Regions from separate parts of the Mus musculus genome. Here region 1 is linked to region 2. The links are chromatin contacts, found by Hi-C or POLR2A ChIA-PET in ENCODE. All regions are on one chromosome and are shown on one strand. The core of a region is the stretch at or near the end of the contact, and the rest is flanking DNA. Distances in the headings are between cores, read along the strand shown. Region 1 has its middle 58 kb from the start of Gm33172. Region 2 has its middle 12 kb from the start of Gm33172.

Region 1 (4,609 bases), core at 721-3,220, 69 kb after region 2:
ATATGTAGCAGAAGATGGCCTAGTCAGCCATCACTGGGAAGAGAGGTCCCTTGGTATTGCAAACTTTATATGCCCCAATACAGGGGAACACCAGGGCCAAGAAGTGGGAGTGGGTGGGCAGGGGAGCAGGGTGGGTGGAGGATATAGGGAACTTTCGGGATAGCATTTGAAATGTATATAAAGAAAATATCTAAGAAAAAAGAAAAAGAGGACCAGAAAATGTACTGTTGGATCCAAGCCTTCAGATCAAAGAGAAGAGTTTAAGGAAAAACTTGAGGGAAAATGAATAAAGGGAGGGGCACCCTTAGGGCAACAAAAAGCTTGTGAAGCAAAGGAAAAACTTTGAACAAGTCAAAGCTTACGCAAATGTAATTCAAGGATAGGGTCAGAGCCCATCCCAAGCCAGCAGAAGAACTTGGCAGCTTCAGGCACAGGGGTGAATCTTTTCTAGATTCATTGGCGTCTCAAGGATATCGGAGATACTATAATCTTGGGATGCATGCCAAGGGTAAGCTGCAGACAGAAAGTGGAAAAAGCCCAGGAGAGAAAAAGTGTGCTGCAGTCAACAAAGCCGGCAGGAGTATGAGAAATCTAAGTCAGGCTTTAGAGTTTGTGCCATTGAACTTTCATCTCACTCTGGACCAGTATTTTCTCACCATGTTCCCTTTTCGACATTTGGAATGGTAACACATAGTCTGTAACATTGTTATTGGAATTTGTCATTTGCTTTTTAATTTAATTTAATTTAATTTAACTTAATTAATTTTTATTTTACAGGGATAATAGTTAAGAGAATGCCTGTGTCTCAAAAGGGACTTTGGGCATTTTAACAATCTTGAGACTGTTTGAGACTCTGGGGACCTTTGAAGTTGAACTGAATGCATTTTGCATTACGATATGGCTACAAGGCTTTGCCGGTCAGAAAGTGGAATGGGACGATTTAAATGAGAATGGTCCTTGTGAGCTCATATATTTGAATATTTGGTTCTTAGTTGAATTGTTTCAAAGAATTATGAGGTGTGGCCTCGTTAAAGGAGGTGACCCTGAGGGTAGTCCAAAACCCAAACACATTGCCTCCTGCCTGCAGATAACGATGTAAGTTAGGTACTGCTCTAGCTCACAACTCTAAGCAAGCCACCAATAACATGCTTTGTTCAGTAAGCTGCCTTTGTCATGGTATCTCCTCATAGCAATAGAACAGTAAGTAGGAAGCCATCCAAGAGAAACTATCAGGCTAGCTGATCTATACATTAATCACTTCTGTTGAGAGTATGAGCAATTCACTGTAGCTATTTCATTGAGTAATTTTTCCAATAAAATATTTTCATGAAATACCCACTACTAGAGAACATTAGCTCATGAAACGAGATTAAGACATAGTTCATTTTGATCTCTACCTTCTTGAAGCTTAACAAAAAGGAGAATAAAATTTTATCTTGAGGAAAACAAAGGACTCCGTTAAGAGCTGGCCCCTTTCCTCTCCCACTTGGTGTAATTTTAGTTGTATAATGACTTTCTCTCCACCAATCTCTGTCATATCACTATATACTTATTAAATGCTTCTGCCTTTTCTTCCCAAAAATCCTATGTATTTCTGATATAGTGTTCATTATATTCCAGTATCGGAACAATAGGTTTCTTGTCTTATACCAACTAGAGGAGAGCTTTTCGGGTGCTGATGAGTCATTCTAATTTTGCATTCTTAGTTTCTGATTCTGTGCTTGACATGCAATCTTTGTGCAATAAACGTGGTTAAGCAAACGAATGTCTGACTAGAAGAGTGCTTTTACACTTTAGTTTTCTAAAGCACTGGACTGTGCCGATGAATGCACAGACTGAAGCTGCGGATTTCCTGAGCATCTGTTGCTTCTGAGCATCCTCCTTCACTCGTCACGCCCATTGTATCGCCAAGGACTCCTGAGCACATTTTATTGTTGGGGAACAGCCACTGGCAATGTTGTTTCTCCTCAAGGGAAGAAAATTCTTTAAATCTGTAGGAATTTTGCCATGTACCTTTGATGTGAAAATTGTATCATCTATTTTTGGGAGAGTTTGCTGTTACATAAGAATATAAAGAAGGAAGCAGAGAGGCCACCAGTCAGCCTTCACAATCTGTAGGCTTTGATTTTCAAAGCAAAGACGGCAGATTAAACTCTCAAGTCTTGAGTTTTACTTGGAAGGAAAACAGGGTTCGGAACTTATTCACATCTGACGGGCTCAGTTTATAAATGGCAAAGCTGAATGCTTAAGCTCAGAGCTCCATCTGGCCTTTGCACCTGGGTTCCTACAGTGCACCCCACTATCAGCTTTTTGAAGGATGTCACTCTGAAACATGTTACTGTCTGCTGACATGTCTAGGAATTCTCAGCTGAAAACCCACAATTCTTTGTTGTTTGGACCAATGCAACTGTTGCTAACTGTAGTATTTATGCTAGCAGTTATTAACTCCTTTGCATCCTAGCTCAACATAATCCATTTCTTCCTTGATTGGGACTGTTATCATATTTGTCTCTGAATATCTCACACCTCTGTTTTCCTTTACTCCTGTATTCCCTTTTTATTTTCCTTCCATTCTCCTTTTCCAAGAATAAATGTGAGCAAAGTTGCTCGAGGTTAATGCTAACAAGCAGGAGATCATGACACTGGGTCTTGGGAACAGAATGATTTTTTCCTACTTGAAAGGTGAAGGTTTGAAAAGTAATTGTTCCAAGTAGCATCTTACATAAATGACACATCTAATTTTACCTTGTCAAATCGTTATGCAGATGATTAAACCTGAGGCTTCTTTTTCTACATAATAAATATGTTATAACCAGTGCTTACCAAACAAGATTTCAAGATTTATATTTATTCTGTATATGTATGTATATAAGTCATATATATATATGTTTATATATATATTTATAGTGAATATATTTTTAGTATGTAGATGCTTTTTGTCATCTGTTGCAAATATTTTATCCCATGATCCACATTGTTTCTTATTTAAATAGACTGTTGGGGGTTAAGGCTTGATCTAAAACCAACCATGGAATGCTTCTTACCATTTTTCACTAATCTAAAATAACCAAATTGGTTTGGGAAGGAGAGAAAATTTTTTTCTTAGAAAAGTATCTTTGTGGTTGCATTTGGTTTTGTGGTTAACACAGTCCTCTCCAAAAAAACCTCAGTAGAGGAGGTAGGTGACCCACAGGTATAATTATGGTCCCGTTTCCAAATTTAGATAATGTACCACAGGTTGGGCAACTCTTTGGGAGGCTAAACAAATGTTACAGCAATAGTTAGCTATAGATTCGATGTGAGAAAAGCCTGTGTATGTTTATGAACAAGTCCTACAGCTAAGGCAGCGTTCTTCCACTGCTAGTTAGCTGAGTCTCCTTTAAAAATAGATTTCAAGGCAGTACAATAATCAAATCACCATAGTTAACCCTCAGAGTAACCTTCTGGTGTTTACAGACTTATTTTTTAAATGATTATGACAGTAGATTTTAGATCCAGCAGATAGAAACTTACCACATTCTGTTCATGAAACTTTTAGACAGTATACTGCACCAATTTATGAGAGGGACCTTTGGCTTTTAGAACAAAGCAAATGAAAAAGGTAGTTCAGACAACGGCTCAAGTAACAATGTCAAGGATTTGTCTTTGCTGGGTAAGGAAGTTGACAGTATCTCTAATAATTTCCACTAACTCAATGAAGCCTACAATATAAGCAAGAACTGGAAAAGTACTTTGTACAACACACTACCTGCCTCCATCGAGACCTCACACCCAAATCATTCCATGTTTCTAAATTGCGGTGCTATTAACTTACATCTTTTACCATTTCTCTTCAGAATCACTCACCATGGTAGAGTATTATCAACTGTCCAAGTACCACACAGATAGGGAAGGCTTCAGTCAGAACATTCAGAACAAGCCTGATAGTTCTTAAGTATGATAAGTATGATCATCCTTAAGTAACCCTAACCCTAACCCTAACCCTAACCCTAACCCTAACCCTGATCGTTCTTCAGTAACTCTAACCCTAACCCTAACCCTAACCCTAACCCTAACCCTAACCGTAACCCTGATAAGTATGATCATCCTTAAGTAACCCTAACCCTAACCCTAACCCTAACCCTAACCCTAACCCTAACCCTAACCCTGATCGTTCTTCAGTAACCCTAACCCTAACCCTAACCCTAACCCTAATCCCTAACCCTAACTCTAGCCCTAAACCCTAACGCTAACCCTAACCCTAACCCTAACCCCTAACCCTAACTCTAACCCTAACTCTAGCCCTAAACCCTAACCCTAACCCTAACCCTAACTCTAGCCCTAAACCCTAACCCTAACCCTAACCCTAACCCTAAACCCTAACCCTAACCCTAACCCCTAACCCTAACCCTACCCTAACCCTAACCCTACCCTAACCCTAACCCTAACCCTAACCCTACCCTAACCCTAACCCTAACCCTAACCCCTAACCCTAACCCTAACTCTAGCCCTAAACCCTAACCCTAACCCTAACCCTAACCCTAACCCTAACCCTAACCCCTAGCTCCTAACCCCTAACCCTAACTCATGAATGGACTAGTTTTATGTCAACTTGACATGAGCTAGAGTC
Region 2 (4,759 bases), core at 2,120-4,619:
TTTGTTTATATTTTACAACCATTATTGTTAAGAGTTTCAATCCTGATCCCGTCCTTGATCTGCTTGATGCATTTCCATTTTACTTTCAAACTAACTGACCTATGAACTGATGCTGGGTACGACAATGCTGTTTCAGGAAATATTAAAAATCGACCTGCAAGTTCCCGTCTTACCACTGGCAACTCTCTGTCCTGGCACAGTCCCTGGGCCTCGGCCTCTGGATCAGCCCCATCATCGGCAGACCATGGTGTTCCCCACGTGATCTGAGTCACTGCCTCAGAGCTGCCCAAATACTCTTAGCCCTGTGGTCGGTGGTCCCACCTTCCAGTAACCCAGTAAAACAAAATTCTAGACGCTTAATTAACAAGTCAGATTTATATATCAATAAATTCTCAATTCATAATAATTTCAGAGCCAATTGATAAATGATACAAGCTGGCCACCTTGATCAGACAAGTTATCCCAATTATTCTATCCCTATAATTATTCATAACCACCTGTAGCTATTTAAAAACACAGGGAGCCGGGAGTGGTGGCACATGCCTTTAATCCCAGCACTCGAGAGGCAGAGGCAGGCAGATTTCTGAGTTCGAGGCCAGCCTGGTCTACAAAATGAGTTCCAGGACAGCCAGGGCTACACAGAGAAACCCTGTCTCAAAAAAACAAAAACAAAAACAAACAAACAAACAAAAAGCCCACAAGGGATCAGGATCTTCTTTCTGTCCATCTACCTCCATCTTGACTTCTCTCTCTCTCTCCCCCAACTCCCGACTCTTAGCTCTGCCTCCTTTTTCCTGTCCAATCACAGTCCTTCTTCTGCACTAATATTTAAATAAATTGGACAGGGAAAATCCTGCCACACAGTGCCCTTCTTTTTCCTCCTATTTTCTTCAAGCGTTAGGATGAGTTATGTTGAGGAAAATTCTCAGTCGTCTGAGTGGTCATATGATGTCTCAAATGGATGTGTTTTCCATGCTGGGGTAGCTGCTATTGATCTTTCATGATAGAGAGTTTAAAGCCCAATGAAAACTTTAAAAAAGGAAGTTCCATTTAAAGTTTCTAGTAAAATAGAAGTTTGGCTTACTCAAACAATGAAGAGACCTTGAAGATAATGATGTTGACTTCCTATACCCTGAAGTGCTTCAGGAAGATAGCTTGGTGTTCCCAGGAGCGATCTCTGAAAATAACTGCCTCACAGACTCGCATAAATTACTTAGGATAAGTGAACTGGCTTTGTTAATTTTTCCAATCCCATTTTCTAGGACCAGCTTCTATTTACTGGTTAAGTTATTAGGACCTCGGTTAACCAGTTCATTGAGATACTGTTTGATACTACTATCAAATGTTTTAGCAATAATCTAGAATACCATGCCTAGTTACCCATAGTTCATTGATGGATTCTGAACTGGAGGAGTTGTTTTGTGTGTGTTTTGTTTTGTTTTGTTTTGTTTTATTTTATTTTATTGTTATTTTGACCTGGAGAAAGGTCCAGTGCCATGCTAATAATGTAAGAACCATCTGGATATGTGGCTGGAAATAGAATCCACAGTTATGCCTATTTTCACATCTAAAGTTGCTTGGAAATATAGACCTTCCAGTGTTAGCAGAAAAGGGGCGGAGTGAAACTCTTTCATACCCAGGAATCGTGCTTTACCCTCAAGCTGAACGACGTCAACATGGCTTCTATTTGTGGAACTCCTTCTGATTTCCTGTTTCTTCAGTACTGAGTAACCATTCTGGGCTTCTGTTTCTCCATACGCAAAATGGCAAAGAATACACCTCTAGGAGCTGTGAGCATGAACTAAGAAGGGAGAGCAATTGGATTTTTACAAGACTTCTCGAAAGTGACTGCAGGAGTGATGAGTTTCTCGTTGAAAAGTACTACTGACTTTCATAAAGGGCCTTAAAGGGACTTTCATAAAGAGGCAGTAGTGGGTTTCAGAAAGGTGCTCTAAGTCGAGCTGCAGTTCTCCATGTTCACGTGTAACAATGCACTTGGGACAATAAGAACAGGACCTGTACACTGTCATTGAAAGCTCAGCTTTGCATCAGTTAATCACATAGGAAACATGGTATGGAAATGCACACAGACTGGGAATAATTTAAACACATACACAATGCCACCTGGGTGCATTGAAGGCAGGAAATCTGGGAGAAGGGAGTAGAAGGTGACCTTTTAGTGCAAAAATATGAAAGAGAACAAGTCCTGAGAAGAACAGTAGGGAGCAGGGAAAAGGCTTTGAAATGAAAATGTTAAATAGCAAATAACCATTTGGAGATGCAGTGGCAAATGATTTAGAAGGCAGGTGTGTGCCAGTGCCTGGAGAGTAGAGAGTGGGCAGCCGGGGTCGGGGCCATGAAGGCTCGCTGTGTTGAAATCTCAAGTAAGGGTCTAATGAACCTTCTAGTGTGGGCAAGGTCGTTTTTTTCTGAACCTCGCCTACAACTCTTTCTGTGATCCGCTCTTGGTATCTTAGTTAATACATGCATCTAGGTCCCTAGCAAGATGCACTCATGGCTATTGATTAGCCTAATGAGGAACTAAAAAGGCAGGCAATTAGAAAAGAGAAAGCAGGCAGTTTATACCTCTAGCTGTCATCTGCAAAGAATAAAGGAGGAGAATCTACCTCAAGGAATCCATGTGATACCCAGGAAGGCCCTTTAACGGTATGTACTTGTCTCCTGAACCTCAGACGTATCAGAGCTGCTTTGTCCAATGCACCAGCTATTGGTCAAGTGAGGAAATTTAATGTCTTTAACTGCATTTCCAATAATGTGTATTAATGGATTCTATATAGGACAGGATACAATTATAGATATACATAGAAGTAAGTATATTATGAATGTATTCATGTCCCTATGACTATGTATGTGCGTTTCCATGGCCACGGAGACTTCTTTATCCTTTCACAATTTACTACAGTGGAGTATGCAAGAAATAAAAGATGTCACCTAGGGCTGCAGAGAGATGGCTAAGCAGTTAAGATTCACAGGTGCTCTTCCAGAGGACCTTGGTTTCAGTCCCGGCACCCATGTGACAGATAACAATGTGTGACTCCAGTTTCAGAGGATGTAGCCTCTACAGGCATCGTATACAGGCAAATCACTCATATGGAAAATCAAATTCATGACAATAGCACCAAAGACATAGCCCAAAACTCTATGGAGGGAGAGGAATAGGGAGATAAGTTGCAAGAAATGTAAGACTTTTGCCAAAGCTGTACTCTCTTTTTAGAAACACCTAGAATGGCATCAATATTGATCAGAACTTTAGCTCATTAAAACAGAGAAACCTTGCATTGTGATTTGCAAGTCCTGAAGGTGAAAGAACCCTAGCCACACATAAAAGTGTGTCTTACAAAAATGACACTTTTGTCTGCTGTGACAAAACATAATCTGTTGGTGACTCATATGGTGAGCTGTTGAACTTAAGTAACCCTGAGAGCTAAGCAAAACCAAGCACATATAATAATGGCAATCAGACTTTCACAAATGAGTCTTCCATGTTACTCAGGAAACCTTACATATCAAAAGAACACCAGGGCCAAAGGTGACATGTTCTAATGCATATATCAAAGTCTAGAGAGAAAGAGAATACTAGTGAGCCCACATAGTGTCTAAGATGCAGTGAATAAATCTTTGAGTTAGTGATTAGATAGAAAACATCAACAACAAACCCCATAAGTCTGAAGATATAACAAGTCCTATGGCTACAACTCACAAATAACATGTGACTGTGTCTATGAAAGCCATAATAGAGCCTGACTGGAACTGGGGTCTTCTTTAACTAATACCTGTGACTATGATCATATGCCAAGTCCTTGTCTAGGAGCCAGAGTCTGCCCTGTCCCATTCAATCCTCAGGATTTCAAAGTGTTGTTAACCCTCTTTTACACGGTGTAAAACTGTTCTAAAAAAGTCAAGGCATCTGCAGAGTGAAAATGAAAAAAAAACAAAAAACAAAAAACAAAAATTAAGGTTTTTTACTACTTTTAGTTGCAGCTGACATATGCCTAGGTAAGTGGAAAAAATAGATCAAGAAAAGGGGGTAGAAAGGAAGAGAAACCATTTTTTAAAGAGTGTATTGTCTTGCCCTTACCCCAGCTTTACTCATTAGTACAATAAATACAACTAAAAACAACTGAAGTATAACTGAAGAAAGCATGGAAGCTATGCTTTGGGTCTTTGGAAGGAGACTCTGGGAGTTGATATGACAGACAGTTCTGAACAATTTCAAGAAAGTTTAAGCTCTCTGAGCTGCAAGGAAGAGTGTGGCAGATGGGAGCCTGAAGTAGAAGGGTCCCTGAGGCTGTTCCCATTTGCTGAGGCTTATTTGAGGATCTTATTTCTTCATACATAAGCTCTGCGGCCTTGACAGATGGTTATAACAGAGTTTCACAGAGAATGCTATTCTCTGAGCAGAATTTTAAGCCTTAACTTACACTTAGCATTTTTTTCAAGCCATAATCTTCCACAGCACACAGAACTGAATGTACACAGTTGAACCACGTGCCTTTGATGCATACAATATCTTATAGTTTTCACATGGAATCTTTCATGATCATAAATCATGTTTTACTGTACCCCTCAAGTGGATACAGATTCTTAACCAAGTACTGTGGATAGAGAAATTAAAAGGGGCATTCAATAATATCATTGGTTTTATTCTGGGTTTCCCTTTACATGAATGCAGAGCTATGAAGAGAAACGTGTTAATTTCTCAGTCATGTATAGATATGAAAACTCCGAGATATTTGCT

Evidence for each region. A loop is a pair of places that touch in the nucleus more often than their neighbours do. ChIA-PET counts read pairs that join two places held with the same protein, here RNA polymerase II (POLR2A).
Region 1: a loop to region 2 is called in a map of left cerebral cortex, with 2.8 times the contacts of the local background. The contact joins two enhancer-like sites. A Hi-C loop is called at or near these places in 1 of 37 maps with a recorded cell type or tissue (left cerebral cortex). POLR2A ChIA-PET finds 5 or more read pairs at or near these places in 1 of 5 experiments (embryonic stem cell).

The regions. Positions count from the first base shown.
Region 1 is chr13:110,740,007-110,744,615 of GRCm38, forward strand. No RefSeq gene overlaps it. Among named protein-coding and RNA genes, the nearest start is that of Gm33172, 58 kb to the left of the region's middle. Within about 2 kb of position 1,971, at least 1 of the 3 ENCODE cell types and tissues checked has a DNase peak (open chromatin) inside an H3K27ac peak, as active enhancers do; it is left cerebral cortex, where a contact is called at or near this core.
Region 2 is chr13:110,669,388-110,674,146 of GRCm38, forward strand. No RefSeq gene overlaps it. Among named protein-coding and RNA genes, the nearest start is that of Gm33172, 12 kb to the right of the region's middle. Within about 2 kb of position 3,370, at least 1 of the 3 ENCODE cell types and tissues checked has a DNase peak (open chromatin) inside an H3K27ac peak, as active enhancers do; it is left cerebral cortex, where a contact is called at or near this core.